2 separate regions of the Homo sapiens genome follow, and region 1 is linked to region 2. A link is an interaction called in ENCODE POLR2A ChIA-PET data of the cell type or tissue named here. Cell type or tissue: OCI-LY7. All regions are shown on one strand. Each heading gives the region's core, and the rest is flanking DNA. Links, peaks and the distances in the headings are about the cores only.

Evidence for each region. ChIA-PET counts read pairs that join two places held together with the same protein. Peaks named below come from ENCODE experiments on the same cell type or tissue, not always from the same donor. Only the 100,000 strongest peaks of a DNase experiment are listed, where the experiment ranks them.
Region 1: POLR2A ChIA-PET joins it to region 2 with 5 read pairs; 4 of 35 experiments call an interaction of 5 or more read pairs at or near these places.

Annotation. Positions count from the first base shown.
Region 1 is chr2:25,410,014-25,412,932 of GRCh38, forward strand. The region is part of intron 16 of DTNB (dystrobrevin beta); the gene reads right to left. Among named protein-coding and RNA genes, the nearest start is that of DTNB-AS1, 9.6 kb to the right of the region's middle. RefSeq lists an enhancer at 397-516. In OCI-LY7, for the core only: no CTCF peak of the experiment used is centred there; DNase peaks (open chromatin) are centred at 558 and 1,458; H3K4me3 peaks cover 1,141 bases; H3K27ac peaks cover 2,500 bases.
Region 2 is chr2:25,481,310-25,484,228 of GRCh38, forward strand. DTNB (dystrobrevin beta) reads right to left here. Exons shown (of 21, transcript NM_021907.5): 10 at 1,487-1,564. Among named protein-coding and RNA genes, the nearest start is that of DTNB-AS1, 62 kb to the left of the region's middle. In OCI-LY7, for the core only: a CTCF peak has its summit at 1,225; DNase peaks (open chromatin) are centred at 1,232, 1,872 and 2,492; H3K4me3 peaks cover 1,785 bases; H3K27ac peaks cover 2,460 bases.

The DNA of each region.
Region 1 (2,919 bases), core at 269-2,768, 71 kb before region 2:
TGACACCCATCATTTCCCTAGATTCTTAGGCTCCAAGCCTACAAATCATTTTTTCTTCATCCTTTTCTGTTAATGCTTTGCTGAGATTCAGTCTGTAGTATTCTGGGGGAGGCAGTGTGTCCTAGGAATTCAATATTCTTCCAGTGGAAGAATTTCTCCAGTTGGCTGAGGAGATAATGTTTTTGGAGGCCCTGAAGGATGGTTTTCATATGCTGTGTGCATTCTGGTCAGGAGAGGAAAAGACAGAAATATAGTACAGGAGGGAAATTTAGGAAGTAGGTAAGGAAATCTCTCAGCCTGACATTGATGAGTGATGAAAAATATTGGGGGGTGTGGCACACACCCCAAAGCTACTTTTCTCTTGTATCCTCGGACTCTTGTTAGGTGCTCAGGGAGTTTTGGGGGAGTGAAATACAAACACCCATCCCCCATCCCCACCACGCAAGACAGGACCATCTGGAAATGAACCTTCTGGGTATGCAAGAGTAAGTTCCTGAACATAAAAGAAACCAAAACCATTTTTGTTCATCTATGATGCTTTCCCAGAAGGATCTTGATGAAAAGAGGGGAAATGAGAACAAAAATAACTCGGGGAAGTCTGAATTATATGAGGTATTCAAACTTTATCAGGTCCCCAGAGACACAGGTATGGGGCTTCAGTCACGCCACCCTGCCATGACGAGGCGGGGGGGCAATGGTTTAAAGGCATTTTGTTACTGACTAGCTGCTTCACTCATTAGCTTCATGTTCCTGGAATGTGCGATAAAAAGAACAATGTATAGATAATCAATAGCTTATGTTATTATTTTTTTAAAACGTATCTGGCCTGTGACACAACCCTCAGGAGATCCTGAGAACACATGCCCTGCTTATGTTACTTTAATGTAAGTTCTTGGTAAACAACTTAGGAACTGCCTTTTCTTTTTTTTTTTTTTTTTTAAACCCACTGTAACTGCTGCTAATCAGAATGTATATTCAGGGCAATTTGAATCTTTGCTCCTGGGGGGCCATCCTCAAGCTTTGGGCTCAAATAGACTTATACTTAACCATAAAGAAAAACCATAGCTGGGCGCGGTGGCTCATGGCTGTAACCCCAGCACTTTGGGAGGTCGAGGCAGGCAGATCACCTGAGGTCAGGAGTTTGAGACCAGCCTGGCCAACATGGCAAAACCCCATCTCTACTAAAAATACAAAGATTAGCTGGGCGTGGTGGCGTGCGCCTGTAATCCCAGCTACTTGGTAGGCTGAGGCAGGAGAGTCACTTGAACCCGGGATGCAGAGGTTGCAGTGAGCTGAGATCATGCCATTGTACTCCAGACTAGGCAAGAAGAGTGAAACTCCGTTTCAAAAAAAAAAAAGAAAAGAAAAACCAAACCTATTTTTAGTATTATAGTGATATTTCCTCTTTTTGGAAAAAAAATAACAACAAACTGCCAGGTCCCTACGGTGAGTACAGGTGCCAAGACCGATGAATACACCCTGCCAACTCTTGCAAGGCCATGTGTGGGAGGGAGCCAGCAGTAGCAGACAGTCTATGCACATATCCTGGGACTGCGACCCAGGATAAAGGTTTGTGGGAGAGTCCTACGTATAGCACAGCGATCCTCATTTACCAACAGACATCTGTACCATTTGCCAACTTAGGAGGGCCGCAGTGGTGCCTGAGGCCCGGGATACCACTGGCCCGGCTTGTGTTTCTGCATTTAGGGTATCATGTCAACCATGAAATAACTTTCAGACTATTTGATGGTGGTATTTGTGTACGATTTCTCTTTTTATCCTCCAAAAGGCCAGGCTCACTGTCTTGAACATATATAGTAAAACACCGCTAAATAAATAAATGAATGGCAATCCTTTGCCTTTTGGGAAGTAGACTCAGGCTTCTATTTCGGAAGATTAAGAGCCACGGAGCCCAGAAGATTGCAGAAGCATGTGAATCTGAATCGCTTCCCAGTGAGACTGTATCCAAAGGCTAAGAAGGGAACGTGACCCATGAGGCATGCTAACATCAAGGGGTTCACCAACAATCTCTTTAATGGCCAAAGAGGAGGTTTCTTTTTCTTGTTGCATAGGTTTGTTTTTCTGAAAGTACTTTCTCTTAAACTTACAAAGTTAGTATTCATGAGGTTTATGTGAGCCCTTGTGGGTCGACCATTGCTAACTAAACATTAAGTGCCCTTCCTTTGAGGTATATTTGGTAGAGCTGTGATCAGAAAGGGGGGCTTCCTGGAGCCAGGCCAAACCATGCTCTCTTTGGTATAGCTGTAGGTGGGTATTTGTCTGGGTCTTGGAAATCAGATAGGGCATGATGGCAAGATCCCACGTGATAGCCAAACTCACTGAAGTAAAAGGAAAGGTCCCAAGTGTGGCAAAGTTCTCTTGGCCAATTCCCCAAGATTCCACTAATCACATTATTTTCAGAGTGCCAGGTATATTATCCTTTGGCCCACTGCCCCACTACCTAAGCTGGGCCAAGGCCACCCTGAAGGAGCTTCCTATCCTTACATAACTTTTACTGTCTAAAGTTACAGTCTTTAAGCCTGATGATCATTATATAAAATGTTCTATTAAACATATATAAAGTCTTTTTAAGTCTTTAAGCCAGATGATCATTATTAGATAATTAACTTCTAATAGGAGAGATCAGATAAATGTTGGAGGAAACAAATCCTTCATGAATAAACAGAACCCCTTTCCTTGGATAGCTCAGTGAATGTGGTATTAGAGATCCAGCAGTGAAATTTTATGGTGCACTGAGTCACTGGGAAAAATGGAACCCTAAAATGTTCCTAGATGAACTTGTACATCTGAACTGTTTCCAGACTAGGATTGGGATATTGTTTGATTGAGGCCAGAGAGGCCCATAGCTCAAATGCACCAATGGTCATAAACACCATTGCCAGTAGGGACTTCATCAGT
Region 2 (2,919 bases), core at 163-2,662:
CAGGAGAATCGCTTGAACCTGGGAGGTGGAGGTTGCAGTGAGCTAAGATTGGGCCACTGCACTCCAGCCTGGGTGACAGACAGAGACAGTGTCTCCAAATTTAAAAAAAAAAAAAAAATGAAGACAAGAACATTTCAAGGTAAGCAAAGAGCCAGATTCCAACTCAGAAAGAGTCTGGCTCAAGAGTCCATGCTCTGGTGCCCTGTACCACTCAGCTCTGTCCAGAAGCAGTGGCCTGACTCTCTTGCTGCTGGAAAGTGCCCTAGCAAGGCTAAAGGCAAGTACTCTTACCTGGTCAGGTCCTGAGTCTCCATGCGGGTAATGTGTTATCAGGCCACTCTGATTTATTAAGTCCCTAACTTCTCTCTTCAGGGTAGTCCTACACTTTACTCGTTAGCTTCCTTGTCAGGCTATTGCCCAAACTTGCTTGATGATAAGAATCAGCTGGAATAAAAATGTAGCTTCTCAAGATCCTATCTTCAGAAATTCCAGTTCACTGGGTCTGATGTTGTCCCAGAAATCTGTTTTCAACAAGTGACCCAGGTGATTCTTCTCATCAGTCAGGTTTGATAAACACTGACGTAGGAGTTTTAGCCAATGGGAACAAACATCATTGTCTTAAGCACTATGTATTATATAGTCAAAATTTCTATAGCATTTCTATAGCTGAATTAATCCAAAGCAATCGGTACATATGGCACAAAATGTATTTTTTTCCAGGAAGGACTAGGGGGTGGGCTGGAATGTCTTTGTGGTTTTCTTGTTTCTGAGTGATGACTGTTAGAAAGAATTCTTTAATGGCCATGCCCTTGAGGGAGTTTTTGCATTGCTCTGGGTCATGGAACAGCTTATACCAAATAGAAAGCCATTTTATATAGTTCTTTTAAGTCCTGCCTGAGAGAATTTTTGGAGAAGAGCAAATTAAATAAAGAGGAGAAAGAAGTACACAGTTCTCATTCCTTGAAGGCCCCTAAAGCAAACTCCTTGCATAACCAAAAGAGAGAGACTCAGGCTTTCCAACTTAAATGTTTATAAATCATACACAGAATGATTCAGGAGAAAATTTTATAAGGGATTAATTCAATTTACACAGTCTAATCAAAGAGCAAAAATGATCTTTGACAAAGAATTCAAAGGCAAAACTGTTGAAACTCACGACTACCAAAATATTGTTTAAGGTTAAAAAAACGGATCTGAAACGTGCCTAATCTGCTCTGACACTGCCACCACTGCTTGTCACAAATGAAGTTTCCACCTGAGGCACCACTGAAAGCCAAACTTCAGTTGCTATATTTGTGAGTCGGTGGGGGAAAAAAGGAAAATAAAAAGTAGAAATTAAGACTAAAAGACGGTCAAAGGAAGAGAAAGCAAACCAGTCCTTTCTGCCCTGTGGAACAACCTGCTTTTCAGGCCTCATTTCTGGCAGGGGCATCGCAAATCAGTAGCAGAGGCCAACACCCAAGTCGAAGGCACAAGACATACGTACCTCTTGGTGGGAGTGGGCACTCCAGAGGACATGTGGCTAACCATGGTGTCATTCATATTAGTCAGAGGGCGAGGAGGACTGAAAGAAAAGACATTTACCTTATATTAATAATGACCAACTAGGGGAAACAAGGGAAACGACGATAAGCATGGTAAGAGCAAAGGGACCAATCATCATTCGCGGTAAGCACAGACGGACCCATGGGGAGGGGGGGGACCCATGGGGAAGGGGAGGCCCATGGGGAGGTGGGGACCCATGGAGGGGGGGAACCCTTGGGGAGGGGGGTAGAAATCGATACTTCAAGCCTAAGTAAATTCAGCAAGAGGTTCTCCCTCACAAAGCCACAGGGCCACTGAGCTGTGGGTACCAGAGATGCAACTGATTATAAGCACACTACTGCAGGACGTAACTTTGGTGGCTTTTGCTTTGTAGTTTTAGTACATAAGAATTTAAATTCTGCCCCTTAGTGAATTTCTCTACATTTTACGTACAAGATTACTAGGTGTCTGGCATTCATTGTATATTACAAAGGTCACAACATCGAGGTGCATGCTGTTCCTGAGATTTGGTTAGAGCTCACTGGTTTCCCTCAGACTTAGTTTGTAAACTTTTAACCAGAACAGACTGTTAAATACCACGTTCAAAAATAAAGACTCTGGAACAAACTTTGATTAATTCTCTACTAGAATCTGAACAACAAATCCAAATTTTACACCTATACCCTAATTAGAATGTTGTCTTTGATAACCCCTAATCCAAATTTAAACTTCAAGGTTAGCATTTTTGGTAACTTGTCTTTAGCTGCAGGTTTTCTAGACTCAGGTCCATTTCTCCTTCTTGTGAAAGTCCTGAAGGAATGAATTCAAGCTTCTCAAAAAGGTGCCAGGTATCTTGCCTTCCAGCCATTCTTCAACCCCTCTCCCTCCCTACCAGGTTCAGCTACAAAAGGGTTCTGTCTTGCATCTGGAACCACATGACTATTGCTAAATACTTAAACTGGAAAATTTCTCACTTCCTCTTTTAAACTGGAAGAAGTACAGTCATGTGCCACACAATGATGTTTAGGTCAATGACAAACCACATACATTATAACAGATTATAATACTGTATTTTTACTGTACCTTTTCTATGTTTAGATACATAAATACCCTTGTGTAACAGTTGCCTCCAGTATTTAGTACAGTCCCATGTTGTACAGGTTTGTAGCTTGGAGGCTACATACATAGAGTGTACTTACACATACTTGGATGGTTTTGCCTGCTGCAAACCTAGGCTACACCATATAGCCTAGGCTACACCATACGGCCTAGGCTACACCATATGGCCTAGGTATGAAGCAGGCGAAACCACCTAGGTTTGTGTAAGTACACTCTCTGATGTTAACACAACACAAAATTGTCTAACAAAGCATTTCTCAGAATGCATCCCCCATT